2 separate regions of the Homo sapiens genome follow, and region 1 is linked to region 2. Evidence: chromatin loops called from intact Hi-C (ENCODE). Cell type or tissue: ascending aorta. All regions are shown on one strand. Links, peaks and the distances in the headings refer to the core of each region. The heading gives the core; the rest is flanking DNA.

Region 1 (11,943 bases), core at 1,988-9,987, 57 kb after region 2:
TAAACATTTATATATATCTATAGTCTACACTGATACCTAACGAGAAGTACAGCAACAAAAACTCTGCAAATACTTTTAATTGACACGATTCTAGATCAAGAAGACAGATGATTCAGAAGGCTATCAAATTATTAGATGATATTATGATCAATGCAGTTCTCTTAGCACCCCCTTTACGCAACTAGAATCCTAATTATAAAATAGTAATTATTATTATATGACAATAATACTATATTTGATAGAAAAGTTCACAGACAAAAGAGAGATATTTTCAAATACACAGTATGAGAAATATCATTTCCCAACAAAGACAGTCCTGGATATCAAGCATCAGCTCATTTATTATAAAGAAATAAACTTTTACTTTTTAATGAGATAGTTCTAAACATCCTATCAGGTAGTTTTATCCTCTGAAAAGTTAAAGAAAAAGTTCTGTGCCAATGCAGAATGAAGACGAGGAAATCTGCAATTAGAGGTGTTCATTTTGACCATTATTTTAATCTTGCATTTTCAGATTATTTTATCTTAAAACCATCAACCAAATTCATAAAATCAGCAGAACCAAATTCAGTCTTAATCATCTTGTCATCAGAGATAATACCTAAACCTGTTTGAAAAAAAAAAAGATGGAAGTTATGGAAAGAAAAGCAATTGGTTTAACAGATTGCAATAAAAAAAAAAGCGATAACACAACACATTGCAATGATATTTAAACTACTGCTTGGAGGATTTTAAAGAGCTGATGTCTGCTTCATTTTAATCTGTTCTGGAAACATCACAACCATCAGCTTAACAAAAAGCTAAGAAGAATTACAAAAGAGTCCCAGGTATGAAGCTTGGGCTTACCTGATGCACCTATTGGGGAGGTAGCTGGGGTCATGTTGTGGACATTGAGACCAAGACTCTGAGAGGGTCCTGGGGCTGATGCCGCTATGGGAGGCCCCGGAGGGTTCTCCCTCTGGGGAGAGGTGAGTGGGGTGGTTGGCTGAGAGGTCTGTCCACCAGCAAGTCGTGCAAGGCGCCTCCGTCGAATCTACAACATGAGGGGAAAAGGGCATTCTATAACTAATCAGCAGAAACACAATTCTGCCAGAGAATGACATTATTCATAACCAAACCAGAGTTTAACAACTCAATATGCCTTCAGCAAAAGTACTCTTCTGAGAGAATAACTCGCTCTACCAGTATTCCTACAAGCTCTATCACTTGAGTTTTTAACAACTGTATTTTGGCCAGGTTCAGCGGTGCCTGCCTATAGTCTCAGCTACTTGGGAGGGTGAGGTGGGGGTAATCGCTTGAGCCTAGGAGTTCAAGACCAGCCTGAGCAAAGCAGTGACAACCCACCTCTAATTCATACATACATAAATACATACATAAATACGTATATACTGTATGTTAGTTCCCTTACCATCTCTGTTTATCACACCTCCTTGGCTGACATGGCGAATTTACGGTAAGCATATTACACTTCATTTTAGAGAGAGTCTCTCTGTCACCCAAGCTGGAGTGCAGTATTTCAATCATAGCTCACTGCAGCCTTGAACTCCTGGGCTCAAGTAATCTTCCCACCTCGGCCTCCTAAGTATCTAACACTACAGGTGCAAACCACCATGTCCAGCTAATTAATTTTTTTTAATTTTTGACAGAGACGAGGTCTCACTATGTTGCCCAGGCTGGTCTCAACCTCCTGGCCCCAAGTGATCCTCCCACCTTGGCCTCCCAGAGTACTAGGATTATGGGCATGAAGCACCATGCCCAGCCTATGCTTGTAACACACTAAAGCTTGTTGTTATTTTAATAAAATGACCTAACTTGGTCATTTCAAATAGGTAAGATTTAAAAATAAATAGCCAATTGGCCAGGTGTGGTGGCTCACGCCTGTAATCCCAGCACTCTGGGAGGCTGAGGCAGGAGGATCACGAGGTCAGGAGTTCGAGAACAGCCTGACCAACATGGTGAAATCCTGTCTCTACTAAAAATACAAAAATTAGCCAGGTGTGGTGATGCGTGCCTGTAATCCCAGCTACTGAGGCAGGAGAATCACTTGAACTCGGGAGGTGGAGGGCAATTGCAGTGAGCTGAGATGGCACCACTGCACTCTAGCCTGGGCAACAGAGGGAGACTCCACCTCCAAAATAAATTAATGAATAAATAGCCAATTTAATTCACTAAAACAATGAGAAACAAAAGTTACACTAAGACACAAATTTAACCATCACTTGTAGGAGCAAAATGATCAGATTTTCTTTTTTTACTTGATTCAATAAAAATACAATCTGCCACTTCTTCCTTTTAACATATAATTAAAGAGCAACATCTTATTGAAAGAGAAAAATTAATCCATTCATTCAAAATGTGTTTGTTGAACTCCTACTAACAGCAGGGCATCTCCAAAAGCTTCCTAACAGATTTACCCATGTCCCCTGAGCAAAAGAAGCCAGATGTAAAAAAAACAGAGTGGATGATTCCATTTCTATAAAATTTGAAAATAAGAAAAACTAAACTATACCATTAGTTTGGATAATGGTTATCCTTGGTGGGAAAGGGGCAGGAAGCAGCTCGGGAGAGGCAGGAGTGAGATTCTAGGGATCTGGTAATGGTTTTTTTTTTTTTTTTTTAATTTTAACTGGATACTAATGTCACAGCTATGTCCACTTTATGAAAACTCACTGGGTTGTATACTTACAACTATGAGTAATCAGTTCATGGGTATTCATCTTATTCTTCTTCATAGTTTATATGTTAAATATAGTCTTCTGTGTAGCATGTAATTTTTTTTTTTTTCTGAGACGGAGTTTCGCTCTTGTCACCCAGGCTGGAGTACAATGGCACCATCTCGGCTCACTGCAACCTCCCCCTCCCAGGTTCATGCGATTCTCCTGTCTCAGCCTCCCAAGTAGCTGGGACTACAGGCATGCACCACCACACCCACCTAATTTTTAATTTTTTGTAGACATGGCATCTCACCATGTTGCCCAGGCTGGTCTCAAATTCCTGGGCTCAAACAATCCTTCCACCTCGGCCCCCCAAAGTGCTGGGATTACAAGTGTGAGCCACCATGCCGGGCCAAGTTTCATTATCTTACAGACAGCTAAATTTAGGAGTTCATGCTTGATTTCTAATTCAAATTCAACCTTTATTACTGACTACTTTACTTATCTGGAGCCTATCCAGATAAGTCACTTAACAGCTCTCTGCTTCAGTTTCTGCACAATGGACATCCGTACACTGCACATCTGTACAATGGGGATGAAATCATCGGCCGAGGGGAGTCCGAGGCGGTGGATCATTTGAGGTCTGGAGTTCGAGACCAGCCTGGCCAACACGGCAAAACCCTGTCTCTACTAAAAATACAAAGATCAGCCAGGCATGGTGCCACACACCTGCAATCCCAGCTACTTGGGAGGCTGAGGCAGGAGAATCGCTTGAACCTGGGAGGCGGAGGTTGCAGTGAGCCAATATCGCACCGCTGCACTCCAGCCTGGGCGATGAAGTGAGACTCCGTCTCAAAAAAATAAGAAAAAAACCAGTATCTTCCTTACAGGGTTGTGAGAAAACCACCACCCTGTCCCTTTCCCTACTTATTTTTTCTCCGTGGCTCTGATCTGCCCTATGACATGTGTGATATATTTATTTGTGTATTGCTTAGTTACCATCCCCCTAATTGAAGTTTCTTAAAAGCAAGAACTTCCGTTGCACCAGTGCCTAGAACAGTGTCTGACACATGGTAGGTACTCTCTAAATATCTGCTGAATAAATGAGAAATACTAGAAAAATGCACTGAACATAAAATTGACTAATTTATTAGTTGACGTTATCATTATCATTGGAAGAGCATACCCACTATTGTTGGAAAAAATATGAAGTCACCTTAAACCTCAATGCCAAGTTCAGCCCAAGATGTTAAATTCAGATGTTCTACTCAGTGATATAAACAGAGAATAAATGTTCTGACTCACTATAATATGCGGTTGAAGAAAGAAAGGATTCTAAGGTTTCAAAAAAGGTTGAAGAATCAAGACTTTGTGAAGCATGTTGCAGACTATTAAGCAGGAAGAAAGAGTTAAGAGACAGAGGCAGGTCCATACATGACAGAAGGAGTAGGAGAAGATTGGGAGAATACATTTTGCCCCATCTTAAAGATCCGCTGGAAAATTTAGGAAGAGCCATGCAGGGGGCAGCGTTCTGGGCTGCCCACAGCAGGGCTCTCAGTAGAGGATAATGCCCTTGGGTGGTCTGAATGCCTTCTACACTGGTGTTAACTTTGAACTGGTTTAGCAACCTGAGGCCCTGGGAATATCTGGATAGGGGACTCACAAGAGAATGGCTTTGTGCAATCACAGGTATAAAGGTTTACCTCCAGCCTGGGCAACATGGAGAAACACCGGCTCTACTAAAAATACAAAAACTGGCCGGGCACAGTGGCTCATGCCTGTAATCCCAGCACTTTGGGAGGCCAAGGCAGGCAGATGGCCCGAGGTCAGGAGTTCGAGACCAGCCCGACTAACACGGGGAAACCCCATCTCTACTAAAAATACCAAAAATTAGCCAGGTATGGTGGCACGCGCCCATAATCCCAGCTACTGAGGAGGCCGCGGCAGGAGAATCACTTCAACCCGGGAGGAGGAGGTCACAGTGAGCTGAGATCGCACCACTGCACTCCAGCCTGGGCAACAGAGCGAGACTCCTGCTCAAAAAAAAAAAAGAAAAAGAAAAAAGAAAAGAAAACTGTGCCAGGTGCAGTGGCTCATGCTCGTAATCCCAGCATTTTGGGAGGCCAAGGTAGGTGGGATCACTTCATGTCAGGAGTTTGAGACCGGCCTGGCCAGCATACTGAAACCTCATCTCTACTAAAAATACAAAAATTAGCCAGGTGTGGTGGTAGGCACCTGTAATCCCAGGTACTTGGGAGGCTGAGGCAGGAGAATCACTTGAACCCAGGAGGCGGAGGTTGCAGTGAGCCAAGATTGTGCCACTGCACTCCAACCTGGGCAACAGAGCAAGACTCCATCTTAAAAAAAAAAAAAAAAACTGGCCAGGCATGATGGCTCACCCCTGTAATCCCAGCACTTTGGGAGGCTGAGGTGGGCGGATCACAAGGTCAGGAGATCGAGACCATCCTGGTTAACACGGTGAAACCCTGTCTCTACTAAAAATACAAAAAAATTAGCCAGGCATGGTGGTGGCCACCTGTAGTCCAAGCTACTCGGGAAGCTGAGGCAGGAGAATGGCGTGAACCCAGGAGGCGGAGCTTGCAGTGAGCTGAGATCACGCCATTGCACTCCAGCCTGGGCCATAGAGTGAGACTCCATCTCAACAACAACAACAACAAATACTGAGATGGGAGGATCACCTGAGTCTGGGAAGGTCAAGGCTGCAGAGAGCCATAAAATCCAGTCTGTGCAACCCGGTGAGAGCCGGGTCTCAAAAAAAAAAAAAAGTGTATCTAATTAATTTGACTACTAAGAGATGCAACCTCACTTTTTATCACAAACAGAACATATGAGATACACACCAAAAAATAGTCACAACACACCAAAATATGATTAAACATTTTTCTCATTGTTTACTTGACTTTTTTAACATTAACCCAAAGGACTGGCATAATCTCCTTTAAGTTAAACAAAAGTCCTTTTTTAAGAGAATTTTGTTTTCCCCTATCTCACAGAGAAAAAAAAAAGTATAAAGAACTTCCAATTCCTCAATTTGTGTCCTAAACCACAACTCAAAGCCACACATACTAATCATGAAATCTCATTCCTAGAGTTTTTCTTGTCTGTTTCAGTTCTTATTTCACAAACGACATTAAAATAGGGCTTTCTCCTAATCTGTTATATGACGCAGCACTTCCCACCCTCACGTTCCTGATGAACTAAAAATAGATTCAAAACAGTGAAGGCCATTGTGATTGCAGGCAGAAGCTAAGACAGGATGGGCCAAACTGTTCCTCTTATTTTTAGCAGTTTGTGGGGAAAAACACCCACAAAACACTGTTATAAGTTTAATAAACAGTCATTCTACAAAAGTGTCTTACTTTTCTACTTTAAAAAAAAGTGAATTCCAATATAAAGAAAAATAATTGGAAATACTTTCTCTTTGGGGTAGTCTCCTTGGAAAGATGACAATAACTCCTAGTTCTGTTTTGGTTTTTTTTTGAGACGGAGTCTTGCTCTGTCACCCAGGTTGGAGTGCGGTAGCGTGATCTTGGCTCACTGCAACCTCTGCCTCCCGGGTTCATGCCATTCTCCTGTCTCAGCCTCCCGAGTAGCTGGGACTACAGGCGCCTGCCAAAATGCCTGGCTAATTTTTGTATTTTTAGTAGAGTCGAGGTTTCACCTTGTTGGTCAGGCTGGTCTCAAACTCCTGACCTCAGGTTATCTACCTGCCTCAGCCTCCCAAAGTGCTGGGATTACAAGCGTGAGCCACCTGCCTGGCCAATAACTCCTAGTATTATTATTGGTTTTATTTTCTTTTTTCACAGCTGGCCATGTTTGAAACTTATTAAATGCTATGACAATTTCACAGTAGGCCTAATCTAAGCCCAACAATGTTTCTCCAAAAAATGCATTTACATCCAAACATCACAGCTCTGTGATCTAAAATTCATCAGTTTCCTTAAAAAAAAAATTCATGGTCAGATGTGGTGGCTCACACCTGTAATCTCAGCACTCTGGGAGGCTGAGGCAGGGGGATCACTTGAGCCCACAAGTTCAAAACCAGCCTGGGGAACATGGCAAGACCCCCTCCCCCCCCAATCCCACAAAAAATAAAAAATTAGCTGGGCATGGTGGCACACACGATGTGTAGTGCCAGCTACTAGGGAGACTGAGGCAGGAGGTCAAGGCTGAAGCGAGCTATGATTATACCACTGCACTCCAGCCGGGGTGTCAGAGTGAGACCCTGCCTCTAAATAGAAACAAAAGGGAAGGAAGGTAGGAAGGGAGAGAGGGAGGGAGGTACAAAGGGAGGGAGGTACGAAGGTAGAGAGGGAGAGAGGGAAGGAGTGGGGGAGGGAAGGAGGGGGGGAGGGAGGGAGGGGAACAATGATATATGTTATATTCACTTCGATATCTACTGCTTTTAAAATGAGGCATATTTTTATGTTATGTGTATTTTCCATTTTTTAAAAAATTGAATTGAAAAAGCCGGTTGCAAAAGGGTACACATAATGATTCCATTTATTTTTTAAAAGGATGTAGATTTACATTATAATGAACATTATTATTAGTGCAAATTATACATAAATGCAAATGGCAATGACACAGTAAATTTCCATTTTTCCTCATCTTTCTTCTTTCACAGAATTTCTGATGAAAAGAATGAAAACCATTATTATTTCCCACTACATCTACCGTGGGAAAACATTCAGATGAAAGTGTAGCCCTGCTCCATAACGTCTTCACTCCAAGACCCAGGGTGAAAGAGCAGCCTCTAATGGGAACACTAGCAATCGCCCAGGCAAAGGGCAAGAGGCAGAGCAAACTCCACACTGGCCCAGCGGTGACACATTCAATTGTGTTCACATTTAACTGGCCAAAACAGTCACAGGGCCGAAACTACCCCTGCAGCGTGGGGAAATAGAACCTTCCCCAGACAGGGGTGGTGAATATGTGGACAACAATACAGTGAAGTACAGCGGTCTCCTCTTCCTTCAACACACAGCTGGGCACTGGTGGTTGCTTATTGTGGAGCTGTGCCTTCCTCCCCCGCATGCTCCTCCCGCCACTTGCCCCATAACTGCTCTATATCCTGCTCCCTGACCTGGATCTTTGCTCAAATGTTACCTTCTCAATGAAGCCTTCCCTTCCTTCCTCCTAGTTCCCATCTGCTTTAGTGGTTCTCCATACTTTCAAATAGTTCAGCCAAAACCAACAAGTATGTGTGGGTGTATAGATGTATATACACACATTTATATACAGACAAAGTGAATGTAACAAAAAATAAACTGATGAATCTAGGTGAGTCATTCAAATTTTCTGCAGATTTAAAAATTTTTAGGGCCAGGCGCGGTGGCTCACACCTTTAATCCCAGCACTTTGGGAGGCCAGGCGGGTGGATCACTTGAGGTCAGGAGTTCAAGACCAGTCTGGTCAACATGGTGAAACCTCACCTCTATCAAAAATACAAAAATTAGCTGGGCATGGCAGCGGGCACCTGTAACCCCAGCTACTCAGGAGGCTGAGGCAGGAGAATTGCTTGAACCCGGGAGGTGGAGGCTGCAGTGAGCAGAGATTGCACCATTGCACTCCAGCCTGGGCAACACAGTGAGACTCTATCTAAAAAAAAAAAAAAAAGTCCAGAATAGAAAGTTGAGGGAAAAGTTAGACCCACCAGCATGGCTTTTGTTTTTTTCTCTAGCCATGTACAGCAGTACACAGTAGGCACAGAGATGGACTAGCCAGGGCTGTTGAGAGAGGAAAAGGAAGTGACAAAGAGACGAGGTGATAGAGAGTGGAACTGAAGGGTAATGATAATGATGCAGACACAGGAAGCCCTGGCAGCACCTGGATTCTTGATTCCAGTCTCTTCCTGTGACCCAGCTATCTTTCTATCCCTAGGTTCAGAAAGAAGACTCCTGTATCCTTAAAATAAATCCCATTTTTGGCTTAAGCTCAATAAGATGTTCTATTACTTACTGCACGTATGCATAGAAATACTACAATTCCTCGGAGATGCGATCAGCAGTTTGCTTGTGCATAGAGTATCACCTTTTTTTCACCATCTTATATTAGGTTTTCAGGATTCAAATTCATTTACACTAACTGTATATTCATGTAATAACTGAATCATCCCAGAGAGCAATTTTGAAAATCGAACCACATACAAATGCTATGTGCTTACTACTTGACTTAAGTTTCTTTTTCAGGACAGGTAGGGGTTAGGCAGACGAGGAACAAAGGAGCGCCGGCAGAGATTGGGAGGCTTTGTGAGCACACACACTGTTTAGGGAACGCTGAGTAGTTGGTAAGAATGAGTGTGTATGGACATGGTGAGGCACAGACAAGAAAGACAAGCTGCAACAAGCTCATGACGAGCTGTGAATACCATCCTAAGACACTGAACTTGTTCGTGAAGGCAAGAAAGACATCTTTTGAAGGATTTAAGCAGGGGAATAACCAGGTAAGATGTACTTTTCTTTTTTTTTTTTTTCATTGAGACAGTTTCATTTTTGTTGCCCAGGCTGAAGTGCAATGGCATGGTCTCGGCTCATTGCAACCTCTGCCTCCCTGGTTCAAGCGATTCTCCTGCCTCAGCCTCCTGAGTGGCTGGGATTACAGGCACCCGCCACCACACCCAGCTAATTTTTGTATTTTTAGTAGAGACGGGGTTTCACCATGTTGGCCAGGCTGGTCTCAAACTCCTGACGACCTCAAGTGATCCGCCTGACTTGGCCTCCCAAAGTGTTGGAATTACAGGCATTAGCCACCTCACCCGGCCCAGATGTACCTTTTAAAACAAATCACTCTAGCTACTGTGTGGAGAACGAATGGAGGCAGGCCACAAGCAAGCCTGCGCAATGGGCATAGGAAAGGGACAGCTCTGGAGATACTTGATCTGTGTTCCCAACAGAACTTGGCTGTTATTTGGAAGTAAAAAGTGAGGAAGAAGAATAATCTAGATTTCAGGCCTGGATACCTAAATGAATGGTAAAATACCCTAAAATTGAAAATACAGAAGGAGATTTTAAGAAGATGGGTTATGATTAGATTACTGAGTGTGAGGTACCTGGAAGAATACCCAACCAAAAATGTCCTACAGGTTGCCGACATCTGTTTTGTTTTTGTTTTTTTGAGATAGGGTCTCACTCTCTATCACCCAGGCGGGAGTGCAGAGGCACGGTTTCAGCTCACTGCAACCTCTGCCTCCTGGGTTCAAGCGATCCTCCTGCCTCAGCCTCCCCAGTGGCTGGGACTACAGGCATGCGCCACCACACCCAGCTAATTTTTGTATTTTTATTAGAGACGGGGTTTCACCATGTTGGCCAGGCTGGTTTCGAATTCCTGACCTCAGGTGATCCCCCTGCCTTGGCCTCCCAAAGTATGCCCAGCCCCAACATCTGTTTTATTCGCCATCACTATTTTCTTTTTCTTTTTTTTTTTTTTTGAGACGGAGTTTCACTCTTGTTTCCCAGGCTGGAGTGCAATGGTGCAATCTCGGATCACTGCAACCTCCGCCTCCCAGGTACAAGCCATTCTCCTGCCTCAGCCTCCCGAGTCGCTGGGATTACAGGCATGTGCCACCACACCCGGCTAATTTTGTATTTTTAGTAAAGATGGGGTTTGGCCATGTTGGTCAGGCTGGTCTTGAACTCCTGACCTCAGGTGATCCACTTGCCTCACTCACCCAAAATGCTGGGATTACAGGCGTGAGCCACCGCACCTGGCCTCACTATCATTATTTTCTTGTTCTAGGAAAGATTTAAAGTGATTAACAAAAAATGCATTAAGGCGGCCGGTACAGCGGCTTACGCCTGCAGCCCCAACACTTTGGGAGCCAAGGTGGGCAGACCTCCTGAGGTCAGGAGTTCGAGACCAGCCTCGCCAAAATGGCAAAACCTCGTCTCTACTAAAAATACAAAAATTAGCTGGGTATGGTGGCTCATGCCTATAATCCCAGCTACTCGGGAGGCTGAGGAAGAAAAATCCCTTAAACCCAGGAGGTGAAGGTTGCAGTGAGCCAGGATCGTGCCATGGCACTCCAGCCTGGGCGACAGAGCGAGACTCCACCTCAAAAGAAACAAACAAAAAAACACACATCGAATGTATTTTTAATTTAACTTAATTAAATTAACAAGTTTAATTCAAAGAGATAAGGAAATTAGGACACAAGCAAAATGATGGTAGAAAAAATAGGGCCGGGTGTGGTGGCTCAGGCCTGTAATCCCAACACTTTGGGAGGCCGAGGTGGGTGGATCACGAGGTCAAGAAATCGAGACCATCCTGGCCAACATGGTGAAACACCGTCTCTACTAAAAATACAAAAATTAGCTGGGTGTGGTGGTGCCCGCCTGTAATCCCAGATACTCAGGAAGCTGAGGCAGAAGAAAAGCTTTAACCCAGGAGGCGGAGGTTGCAGTGAGCCAAGATCGCGCCACTGCACTCCAGCCTGGCAACAGAGCGAGACCTCGTCTCAAAAAAAAAAAAAAAAGAAAAAAGAAGATAAAGCCAGGAGTGAGATCAGCACACACTACACACGTATAGCAACACAGTAAGTAACTGACAACACTCCTCAACATCAGCAGATGCTTAATGGCAAAACAAGATTCAAAGGAAAAAGTTTGAGAGTAGCCCAAATGAAGAGATCCAAGCATCAGCTTTGCTGGTGCGGCTTGATTTCTGGGTAGAGTTGAGAATACCTGGGGCAGGGGTCCAAATCCTGGGACCCATGAAGGCCAGGAGGACCTTCAATTCCCTCAAGATTTTCAAGGAGATCCCTTACCCCAAAAAATCTTAAAAGATGACTCTCCCAGGCAATGCCCTTCACTCAATCCTCCATAAAAACTTGCTCAGGGCCAAGTGCGGTGGCTCACCCCTGTAATACCAGCACTTTGGGAAGCAGGCGGATTACCTGAGGCCAGGAGTTCCAGACTAGTCTGGTCAAGATGGTGAAACCCCGTCTCTAATAAAAAATATAAAAGATTAGCTGGGCGTGGTGGTGCATGCCTGTAATCCCAGCTACTTGGTAGGCTGAGGCAGGAGAATTGCTTAAACCCAGGAAACGGAGGTTGTAGTGGGCCAAAATCATGCCACTTGCACTCCAGCCTGGGTGACAGGGACTCTGTCTCACAAAAAAACAAACAAACTTGTTTTGCACAATTACAGAAATGTGGCCAGTTGTCTGTTCCTCTCTTCTGATAGCTCCCTTTTACACCTCGTTATTAAAGGGTGGATTCCAGTACTACAAATTCTACAAGTAAGTATGCCGTAGGTTTGCAGTATGCTG
Region 2 (11,943 bases), core at 2,545-10,544:
TTTGGGAGGCCAGTGTGGGTGGGGGTGGGTCACCTGAGGTCAGGAGTCCGAGACAACCCTGGCCAACATGGAGAAACCCCGTCTCTACTAAAAATACAAAAATTAGCCGGGCGTGGTGGTGTGCGCCTGTAATCCCAGCTACTGGGGAGGCTGAGGCCAAGAGAATCGCTTGAACCCAGGAGGCAGAGGTTGCAGTGAGCTGAGATTGCGCCACTGCGCTCCAGCCTGGGTGACAGAGTGAGACTCTGTCTCAAAAAAAAGAATGTTTAAGTTTCAGGATACTATTGGATGAAGTTCAAATGAACTCTTCTTATACCACCAAAGGACTCGAATAACTTTTCCATACCTCTTGTTAGTTTAGTTGTACAATACTTGTCAAGGGAAAAAAAACAGGCCCGGTGCGGTGGCTCACGCCTGTAACCCAACACTTTGGGAGGCTGAGGCGGGTGGATCACCTGAGGTCAGTAGTTCGAGACCAGCCTGGCCAACATGGTAAAACTCCATCTCTACTAAAAATACAAAAAAATTAGCCTCGCATGGTAATGCATGCCTGTATTCCCAGCTACTTGGGAGGCTGAGGCACGAGACTCACTTGAACCCAGGAGGCGTAGGCTGCAGTGTGCCAAGATCCCACCACTGCACTCCATCCAGCCTGGGTGACAGAGTGAGATTCTTAGAAAAAAAAGGGAAAAAAATCATAGAAATGAACAACTGTAATGCAGGATATAACGTGTCTAACAAAAATGTAACAGTTGAGAGCCTCCCAGACACGTTACCTCCGCCTACACCTAAATGTCCTTCAAGAGACATTTTCCAGGCCATCTCACTAGAGGAATGCCTTCTGGGTTATGATATATTCACTGAAAATGTGCAAGCCCATCAGGTGAGTGCTTACCAAATTGCACACAGGGTGTGTCTTCCCAAACTTGGTTTCACAGAGCTCACCTAGTGCCTAGAAATAAGATCAGAGTCATTTAAATGCATTTCATCTTAAACTGACTGTCATTTGTAGCATAAAGAAACAGTTTTAACTGCTGCTATAAATTCGTTCCCTCTAAAATGGCACACATGCATTCCCTCTGAAATGGCAGCAGCTTCACTACTTTTTCTGATTAATAAACTAAAACACATGCAATGTGAAAACTTGAAATAAAACAGAAATATAAAATGAAACTAAAAATTACTCAAGCTTTACCCTCAAAGATAACCTCTATTGATATTTTGAGCAACAGTTTTCAGATATATTTTTGTGTACTGTATCTATATATGTTTTTTACAAAAAAGTTTTTCCACTTCATATCTTTCCATGTCAAAAAGATTTATTTCATAAACTTTAGATGGCTCCTCTTGCCAGTGTTAAACATGACTATAAATAATTACAATTTAATAAGCTATCAAATTCAAAACATATTTAAAAACATAACTTGGTTTCAAGATTTCTAGTACTTTTAAGAATTCCAACACTTTCCTTCAGACATCCAACCATCCTAACATTAGAGAACGATGAAAAACACTTTTTAGGGACATAAACATAATTTAGCATGCCCATGGTAACTCAATCAAACATTATTTTCAACAGTTAATTTCCTCTGTGATTCGGACGCAGCTCTAGAAGTTGCTACATGAGCCGAAGAGTGCATTTAGGCATTGACACAACGTTGAGATGCCTTTGAGGTTCAGGCAGCCTCAACTCAGAAGGAAGCGTTCTCACTGCCTAGTGCAGGAGTTCACAAACGTGGCTGCATATTAGGATCACATGGGAAGCCTTTGGAAACCCCAATGCCATGCCACACCCCTGGTGAATTAAATCACAAGGTCTGGGGTGGGGAGCCAGGCAGAAACACCTTTAAAGATCCCCAGCTGATTCCAAGGTGATTCCAACGTATGGCACAGCAGGATCCACTGACCTAGAGAATGATCACAATGATTTCTGATTTTAGCTTCAACAGTCTTCCGCTTCCTGCCTCTCATTATTGTACCCTCTCACTCACTGTGTCCTCGTTATTATGCAAGCATCAATAATGGCACAAAATGAAATCACTGTCTACCACAATGGAGGCCTCTGTCTTTTGAACAAAAGGACATTTTGGTGATATCAGATGCTAAAAGCTCCTCACTGAAACATCAAGCTAATTCACACCACAACCCAAAAGCCAACAGTCCCATGAAGGAACATCTACATAATATGGTGATAATTAGTGTTCACTAAAATATTTCATCACTGAACTCAAACAATCAGATTATTCCACTTCCTTTTATCTGCCACAGGGAGAACAATACATAAGGATTCAAATAATTTTACCAGGAGCCCCAATAACATGTACAATGGAAAGAGCTCTGGCATAAATCCACTTAAAATTATTTTTTAAAGTAGGAATTCTGGTTTCACCTTCTAATTTCCCAGCATTCTTGTAGCCTTTTAGTGCCATGACAGGTTTGAATTTTTTAAATAGATAAATACACCCTTTGTGTACAGCTCTGTTTTAACATTTATCACAGTATCTGTTCAACTGTTGCGCTGTAGCTCTTATTTTTGCAGTAGATTATGAGTGCCTTGAGGAGAGGGACCTTGTCTTCCTAGCTTCTGTATCACCAGTGTCTAGCACAGAACAGATCGTCAGTAATGAATTCATGGTATAATGGAATCCAATCAGTGGAATAAGTAAAAGAAATAAATACAGTAAGAAAAACAACCATGGTCTCAATTTACATAAGACTTAATTTATACATAGAATAAACTAATTTCATTTTGATATTTTTTCCTTTACACTTCTGCAACGAAAATATTCAGTAACACTTCAAAATACTTTTCTCCCAAAATTTCAAATAAGCGAATTCAGAACAGAAAGGAGCTTCTAATTTTCATTCTAGTTTCAGCATTTTCACAACATTCAAGCCTCCCCATGGGAATCTAGCTGAAGCTTCTGTCCACAATGTATGCCTGCTCTAAGTGCGTTAAAGAGCTAAGCAGATTTCTACTTCCCAAGTAAATATGACCTTAGGAAACAGGGAGGGTGAACAAGAGAGCTACACTGAGATTTTCTGCACAAAGTAAACACATAAAGATAAAATTGTATTCATTTTCTTAGTATGTACAGCTTTGCCTTTTTTATTTGCATTTTTAATAGGTTTTTTTTTTTTAAGTAACAAAATTTCATCCCAACTATGGTATGCTCATTGCTAGGAGATAAGTTATCTTTTTCATAAGCTATACAAAGTACATTGTAATAAGTGCATTTAACTCCTGTCTAGGACTTGGATAGGTGGAAGATGTACCAGGCTGCTAACTGTCTTCACTGATGCATCTCACTGCACACCAAACACTCTGCATGGCCAACACAGTGATTTCATGTTTTAAATTTGAAAACAAGGTTGATCTCATGGACCTGAAAGAAAAGTATATGTCAAAATAATCTGAAAGAAAAACATCTATTGAATGAGTTAAAGAAAAAGAACAAAGTTTTACCATGAGGGGGTATTTAAAGTAGTCACTGTCGAGGGAGCACTCTTTGGCAGCAAGAGCCAGGCCTTGTAAAATGGGGATAAATATCTATAAGAAAAAAAACAAAATCAGAAATATAAGTTTAAGAGAATCTAAGAGTGGGAAGTATGTCAAATAAGGTGCTAGAACTGAATGTCCAAATTTCATTCCTTCCCCAGGGAAAAGCTTTTTTGCATATAAAAGTCTAGAATTCAGCCAGAGTGTTGACCTGTTCTTTGACAAGTCTAACCATAAAGTAATACAGCTGAATTCTCCAGAAGTAAGAGGAGTTTGGTGAACTCTAATACTCTGACAGGACCCCCAGTAATTCAACAAAACCCAGTAATTCAACAAAACCCATACATTTGGAGCCTGTTGAAGAACTCTCCAGGAGTCGTTGCTCTACTCAATTAAATTCTGCACATCTCAGCAACTAATATGTTCTTGATTACCAAGCATCTATAACCTGTTAAAAAATTCAATTAAATGTTCCAATATTTCCTCCTTTCTATCTATCTATCTATCTATCTATCTATCTATCTATCTATCTATCTATCTATATTGAGACGGAGTCTCGCTCTGTCACCCAGACTGGAGTGCAATGGCACAGTCTTGGCTCACTGCAACCTGTGCCTCTGGGGTTCAAGTGATTCTCCTGCCTCAGCCTCCCGAGCCAGCTGGGATTACAGGCATGTGCCACCACACCTGGCTAATTTTTGTATTTTTAGTAGAGACGGGGTTTCACTTTGTTGGCCACGCTGGTTTCGAACTCCTGACCTCGTGATCCACCCGCCTCAGCCTCCCAAAGTGCTGGGATCACAGGCATGAGCTACCGCGCTTGGCCCTCTATCAATATTTTTTAAAAGCTTTTCCCCATTTATTTTGAGGAAAACAAGATAAACAGGCCAACAATCAACATTATTACTACATTAAACTTAAATTAGAGCAAAGAGCTAGTTGGTAAATGTTGAAATTTACAAAGAAAGCTTTAGTTAGAAAGCCTTACCTCCACATATAGTGTAATTAATACATTAACCTGCTATTGGCACTTAAAGGAACTCAAATCTGCTTTTATACATTTATGATTAATACCAGGTAACACCATGTAAGATTTACTCAGCCTAGCTCATCTTCAAATTTCACAATGCAAGCACTGATCAACACATTTAGGGAGTTGGTTGGGATTCAAGGCTAATAACATTAAATAGAAATGTTGTAAACAACAGCTGACAATCTGAATGCCAACAAGTTGTAATAGGAGTATACTATGTAGCCACTAGAAAACTTGAAAAATTCCCTTTCCTACTAATTTCATTCCATGAGCACCTTAATAATTTAAAGAGCACAGTATAAAACACAGGTGCCCTGGATGACAAAGTGTCCGTGGAGTGTTGTGAGATATCAATACAGCTCTGGAAGAGATCATTCTATGGTTTCTGCAATACCAACAATCAAGGTAGATGTAACTTGCTCTCATATGCCAGATAAAAATGGAGAAGTAACACTCAGGTGTGGAGCTGGGGAATGCCAACATTGTAATGAGGAAGAAAAGACAAACAGAGGTTCCAGAATCACCAAAAATTAGTTCATAACTGGTTGTCCTGAAAAATCTCCAAATTTTTTTAGGGAGGCTACAAGTAAAATATAATTACACTTTCTTGTATAGTTATCCTTTTGTGCATTGCACAGGTAAAATATTACTAAGCATAATCTTTTTCTTTTTCTTTTTCTTTTTTCCAGACACAATTTCACTCTGTCGCACAGGCTGGAGTGCAGTGGCGCGATCTCAGCTAAATGCAGCCTCCATCACTCGGGTTCAAGAGATTCTCCTGCCTCAGCCTCCCAAGTAGCTGGGACTACAGGCATGCACTTCTGCGCCAGCTAATTTTTTGTATTTTGAGTAGAGATGGGGTTTTGCCATGTTGCCCAGCCTGGTCTCGAACTCCTGAGCTCAGGCGATCCACCTGCCTCGGCCTCCCAAAGTGCTAGGATTACAGGCGTGAGCCACCATGCCTGGCCTGACCTATATATTTTAAATAATTCTTCAATTTTCAAATGAATACCTCCTAGCACTGATTAAAAATACTGTAAGTATCCACCTCCAGTCCTAAATTCTAGCTGCTATTTATTTATCTGTGAACATTTCTCAAACATTAAAAGGAGGTAGATATTTCAGTCAAAGATTTAATAATTCACATTTGCCACTCTTTCAAGACAAAAAGGTAAAATGCTGCTTTGCAGTCCAACAGCTCCATCCCAGTTATCATTCCTCTCTAGATAAAACACATGGTAGCACATAAGAAAAGACAAAGAGTATTCAACACTGAGTGGCTGAAAAGTCAGCAGAATTCTGGGATTAAAAACAAACAGGTCTGGGCCAGGCGCTGTGGTTCACACTTGTAATCCCAGCATTTTGGGAGGCCGAGGTGGGCGGACCACTTGAGGCCAAGAGTTCAAGACCAGCCTTGAGGCCAAGAGTTCAAGACCAGCCTGGCCAACATGACAAAACTTCATCTCTACTAAAAATACAAAAATTAGCTGGGCATGGTGGTACGCTCCTATAATCCCAGCTACTTGGGAGGCTGAGGCAGGAGAATCGCTCGAACCCAGAAGGTGGAAGTTGCAGTGAGCTGAGACGGCGCCACTGCACTCCAGCCTGGGTAACAGAGAGAGACTCACCCTCAAAATTAATTAATTAATTAATAGAATAAACAGGTCTGTGGTGGTCGTATAACACTGTGAATGTAGTAAATGCCACTGAATTGTACACTTCAAAATGATGGCTTGAGGCCAGGTGTGCTGGCTCATGCCTGTAATCCCAGCACTTTGGGCGGCTGAGGCGGGTGGATCACCTGACATCAGGAATTCAACACCAGTCTGGCCAACATGGTGAAACCCCGTCTCTAATAAAAATACAAAAAATTAGCTGGGTGTGGTGGCAGGCGCCTGTAATCCCAGCTACTTGGGAGGCTAAGGCAGGAGAATCGCTTGAACCCGGGAGGCGGAGGTTGCAGTGAGCCGAGATCATGCCATTGCACTTAGGCCTGGGCAACAAGAGCAAAATTCCATCTCAAAAAACAAAACAAAACAAAACAAAACAACAACGGTGGTTTGATGTTATATGAATTTCATCTTAATTTAAAAAATGCAGGACTTCTCTGTCCAAAGCTGGTGATGGGGAAACAAACAAACAAAAAACACCCAGAGGTCATTTCATAACCTCTTGTGTAAGTTTGTTTATGAATAAAGTAGGCTCAATATACCCCTTTCAGCTGGTCACTGGGCTGATTTTATATAGAGAGAACTACTCGATTCCTCAAATGGTATCTTCTTGAATAGGAAAAGTATTCTAATTACTACCCATTACCTCTTTAATGTAGTGCATCACTCAAACCTTCCAAGACAGTAATTTTTTTTTTTTTTTTTTTTTTTTTTGAGACAGTCTTGCTCTGTCACCCAGGCTGGAATGCAGTGGTGTAATCTCGGCTCACTGCAACCTCGTCTCCTTGGTTCAAGCAATTCTCCTACCTCAGCCTCCCAAGTAGCTGGGATTACAGACACCCGTCACCACACCCAGTTAATTTTTGCATTTTTAGTAGAGACCGGGTTTCACCACGCTGGCCAGGCTGGTCTCGAACTCCTGACCTCAGGCGATCCATCCGCCTCAGCCTCCCAAAGTGTTGAGATTACAGGCGTGAGCCACTGCGCCCGGCCGACAGTGATTTATTTTCCTGAGAGTTCACTTACCCTTCTAGAGAAGAAAAGCTCACTATGTTGCCATTAATATTTCCATTAGTCAGTAAGATCATCACCTAAGATAAACAGCTAGTGAATTCCAGACAGAATACACAACACTAACTGGAATTTTTATTCTTGGATCCTGGCTGCTTCTTTTACAAATATTTTGAAGACTGCTGAAAACACAATTCCCAAGAATTCAAAGGTCTTAAAATTAACAGTTATAAATAATCTTAGGTATAAAACAGAGTGAAAGGAATCATACCAATTATAGCTATTGCCTCTGTTATTCTCTGTAGTCACAAAAAAGGAAGTGATGATACAGCAAACTGTAAGAAAATTTGATAAAAGCCCTTTCATCAGGGAAAAAACTTGTGTGACAGTTGCTAAAGGCAAAGTGCTTACTTTCCCAAACAGGTCCTTCAAACAGCAATGTTAACAACAAAGTTTCACCTTGGAAGAAACCTTCAAGACTACGTACACAGCTTTATTTTTAAGCACTACATATCTGCATTTTCACCTGGCTTTACACAATGAGATACCAAAACAATGTATAAATACCAAATGAAATAATTAGGAAGATATGAGACATCTTTCCTAGTGGGAAGAAGACAAAGATTCTATATGGCATGCAGGCTGCCAATGAGCTAATATGGTCATTAAGTTAATCTTACAAACTCAGAGAATGAATTTTTGACACTACTTATCTGGCAAATGCATATCATGCCTTATGCCGTCTCTGGGTATTCTTGTTTTAAAAGCTCCTTGAAATCAGGAACGGGGCCTTACATATTTTTTTCATATTGCCCGAAGCACCTAGTGCAGACCTTGTTTAGAAGATAGATGTTTGACTGATTCGTTGAAATGGGCACATGATTTGAACAATGCAGCTGTCAATCTGATTTCCTCAAAAGAATATTGGGTAGGCCTTCTCTCTAATAACACATGGATGTTCGAATTCAGGCAAAAGTTTTCAATGGTCAGAAATTAGCCTCGACATAGAGGCTCTCAGGCTAAAATTTGCAAGAGCAAACTCATACGACCGTACCTGCTTGAACACTTCTTCATCCTGGTGAGTGGTTCTCACCAGTTCCTGAATGAAGCCATATGGGAGATTCCTACACAGCATATACGGCACTAGGAAGGACGGCTGCTGCAAGGACCTGTGGACCCATGAACATTAGGGACGGTGATGAAGTCAACTCACTACAGAGGCACGTGAAATGTCATGTCAGCAACAACTGCCCAGTCAAAAGTCAAACTTGACATCTCCCAAATATTCTGCAAAATAGTTTCAGGCGAAAGCTAACCCTTCTTACCAATAGTAATCACTTTTTGGTCTTTTTAATGAGACACTATGGGAATTTTCAAAGAATTCATCTTTTCCTACATAGAGCCCTTTAAAAATGAAGCACTGAAAAAAGGAAGCATGGCCAGGCACGGTGGCTCACGCCTGCAATACCAGCACTTTGGCAGGCTGAGGTGGGAGGATCACTTGAGGCCCAGAGTTGAAGACCAGTCTGGGCAACACAGCAAGACTCTGTCTCTACAAAAGATGAAAATATCAACTGGGCAAGATGGTGTGTGCCTGGAGTCCTGGCTACTTGGAAGGCTGAGGCAGGAGGACTGCCTGAGCCCAGGAGTTTGAGGTTATAGTGAGCACTCCAGCCTAGACAACAGAGTGAGATTCTGTCTCTTAAAAATAAATAAATAAATAAAAATAAAAAAGAAGTATTATATGTTTTTTTTGTTGTTGTTTGTTGTTTTTTAGAGATGGAGTCTCGCTCTGTTGCCCAGGCTGGAGTATGGTGGCGCAATTTCGGCTCACTGCAACCTCCGCCTCCCGGGTTCAAGTGATTCTCCTGCTCAGCCTCCCAAGTAGCTGGGACTACAGGCGCCTGCCACCACGCCTGGCTAATTTTTGTATTTTTAGTAGAGATGGGGTTTCACCATGTTGGTCCCAAACTCCTAACCTCAGGTGATCCACCTGCCTTGGCCTCCCAAAGTGCTGGGATTACAGATGTAAGCCACCACGCCTGGCCGTATTATATGTTTCTTTATGCCTCATCTAAATTGGGGGAAAAAATATTAGTAGTGGCTGAGGGCTTATTAATTTTAATCAAGGAACGTTTTTTAAAGTTTTGGTACATGTATATAATTTTCCTTCTTTTTGAAAAGTTTCAAAAACATATGGTTATGGCATACAAAATAACATAAGAACACCTAGAATAAATAAATGTAATGTTATGTTTGTGAATTTTTATTTATTTAGTATTATTATTATTTTTTGAGACAGTCTTGCTCTGTTGCCCAGGCTGGAGTGAAGTGGCGTGATCTCAGCTCACTGCAACCTCCACCTCCCGGGTTCAAGCAATTCTCGTGCCTCAGCCTCCCCAGTAGTTGGGATTACAGGTGCGTGCCACCATGCCCAGCTAATTTTTTGTATTTTTAGTAGAGATAGGGTTTCACCATGTTGCCCAGGCTGGTCATGAAGTCCTGAGCTCAGGCAATCCATCTGCCTTGGCCTCTCAAAGTGATAGGATTACAGGCATGAGCCTGGCCTGTAAACTTTTAATTTTTTATTATTTTATTAATTTTTATTTTTTGAGACAGAGTCCTGCTCTGTCACTCAGGCTGGAGTGCAGTGGCACGATCTCGGCTGCAACCTCCACCTCCTGGGTTCAAACGATTCTCTGGCCTCAGCCTCCCAGGTGGCTGGGATTACAGGCACATGCCACAATGCCCAGCTAAGTCTTTTGTATTTTTAGTAGAGACGGAATTTTGCCATGTTGGCCAGGCTAGTCTCAAACTCCTGACCTCAGGTGATCCGCCAGCCTCAGCCTCCCAAAGTGCTGGGATTACAGGTGTGAGCCACCATGCTCGGCCTAAACTTTTAAATGTAAGCTTTTCCCTTTAGATATTTTTTATATAAAAGAAATGAAATACACATCCTTTTTAAAAACTTGCTACCTTTAGAAGACTGAGAGGCAAAGAAAAAAAATTTTTAAAAACAAAATAAAAACAAAAATTTGCAACCTTTATAGGATTCTCAGAAGCAAATAATGTAGCACTTTGGTTGATTCCTAAACTATCCATTCCATTACTATTGTTTATTACTCAGTAACAGAAATTGACCGTGTTATACATGGAAGGTGATGATCTACACATTTTATCAAATACCTCCACCAACTTCAGGCAGTTGCTGTATAGTCAGTTACTAATTTTCTGCCATGCTTGTCCACATAGTTCAACAATGGTCTATTTCAAAAAGCAGGCAGAATTCTTAAAACATAACTAATTTCTTTTTAAAATATGCTTTGTACTACTTTAGAAGATGAGGAAGAAAGGAGTGTTTATTTTCATAGTATTTTAGCGAAGGAAAGGGACCTTCATTTTACAGGTGAGGAAGGGAGTTATCTAAGGTGGTGCAAGAATGGCCAGAGAGCCTGATGTCCACTGACGGCTAGGGCTCTCTGCCTGCTAATGTCAAGCACGTCACGGGTCTTCATACCTGGGCTGTGTTAGGGAGCCTTGTAGTACTAAAGCAGTATGGGATATGCACTGTGAGCGGATGTTGCTCAGAAGCTGGCTGACTGCTGGCTGGCTGCACATCTGAAAAGGAAAGGTGGAAGTGAGGACGACAAGAAACAAACAATACAATTCCATGCTGTTAAAAATAAGAGTTAAAAGGGATGGACCATCAGTAAACAGCGTGCTTTCCTCTTCCTTTATTCTTAGTGAACGAGCTACAGTAACTGTGCCTTCCAAGTGTACTGCCTCTGCAGAAACTGATGTCAGAGAAGAAAGAAGCGTAAGTTTGAGGTGACCAAACTTATACTTAAGAACCTTAGAGGCCAGGCGCGGTGGCTCACACCTGTAATTCCAGCACTCTGGGAGGCCAAGGCAAGCAAATCACTTGAGGTCAGAAGTTTAAGACTAGCCTGGGCCGGGCACGGTGGCTCACGCCTGTAATCTCAGCACTTTGGGAGGCCAAGAAGGGCGGATCACAAGGTCAGGAGATCGACGCCATCCTGGCCAACATGGTGAAACCCCATCTCTACTAAAAGACAAAAAATTAGCCAGACATGGTGGTGCACGCCTGTAGTCCCAGCTACTCAGGAGGCTGAGGCAGGGGAATCACTTGAACCCAGGAGGCAGAGATTGCAGTGAGCCAAGATTGCACCACTGCACTCCAGCCTGGTGACAGAGTGAGACTCCATCTCAAAAAAAAAAAAAAAAAAAAAAAAAAAAAAAAAGACCAGCCTGGCCAACATGGTGAAACCCCATCTCCACTAAAAAAAACATAAAAATTAGCTGGGTGTGCCGGGTGCAGTGGTTCACACTTGTAATCCCAGCACTTTGGGAGGCCAAGGTGGGCAGATCACATGAGGTCGGGAGTTAGAGACCAGCCTGACTAATATGGAGAAACCCCATCTCTACTAAAAATACAAAATTAGCCGGGCATGGTGGCTCATGCCTGTAATCTCAGCTACTCGGGAGGCTGAGGCAGGAGAATCACTTGAACCCAGGAGGCAGAGGTTGCGGTGAGCCGAGATTGTGCCATTGTACTCCAGCCTGGGCAACAAGAGTGAAACTCCGTCTCAAAAGAAAAAAAAAAAATTAGCTGGGTGTGGTGGCAGGTGCCTGTAATCCCAGCTACTCAGGAGGCTGAGGCAGGAGAATTGCTTGAACCTAGGAGGTGGAGGTTGCAGTGAGCTGAGATA

Evidence for each region. Peaks named below come from ENCODE experiments on the same cell type or tissue, not always from the same donor. Only the 100,000 strongest peaks of a DNase experiment are listed, where the experiment ranks them.
Region 1: a loop joins it to region 2, with 4 times the contacts of the local background. A loop is called at or near these places in 4 of 110 quality-filtered maps.

The regions. Positions count from the first base shown.
Region 1 is chr1:10,061,118-10,073,060 of GRCh38, reverse strand. It overlaps UBE4B (ubiquitination factor E4B), which reads right to left. Exons shown (of 28, transcript NM_001105562.3): 2 at 847-1,033. Among named protein-coding and RNA genes, the nearest start is that of UBE4B, 34 kb to the right of the region's middle. In ascending aorta, for the core only: no CTCF peak of the experiment used is centred there; DNase peaks (open chromatin) are centred at 5,860 and 6,240; H3K4me3 peaks cover 1,268 bases; H3K27ac peaks cover 5,008 bases.
Region 2 is chr1:10,118,401-10,130,343 of GRCh38, reverse strand. It overlaps UBE4B (ubiquitination factor E4B), which reads right to left. Exons shown (of 28, transcript NM_001105562.3): 9 at 10,731-10,831; 10 at 8,268-8,382; 11 at 3,467-3,550; 12 at 896-952. Among named protein-coding and RNA genes, the nearest start is that of KIF1B, 86 kb to the left of the region's middle. In ascending aorta, for the core only: no CTCF peak of the experiment used is centred there; a DNase peak (open chromatin) is centred at 7,163; H3K27ac peaks cover 5,101 bases.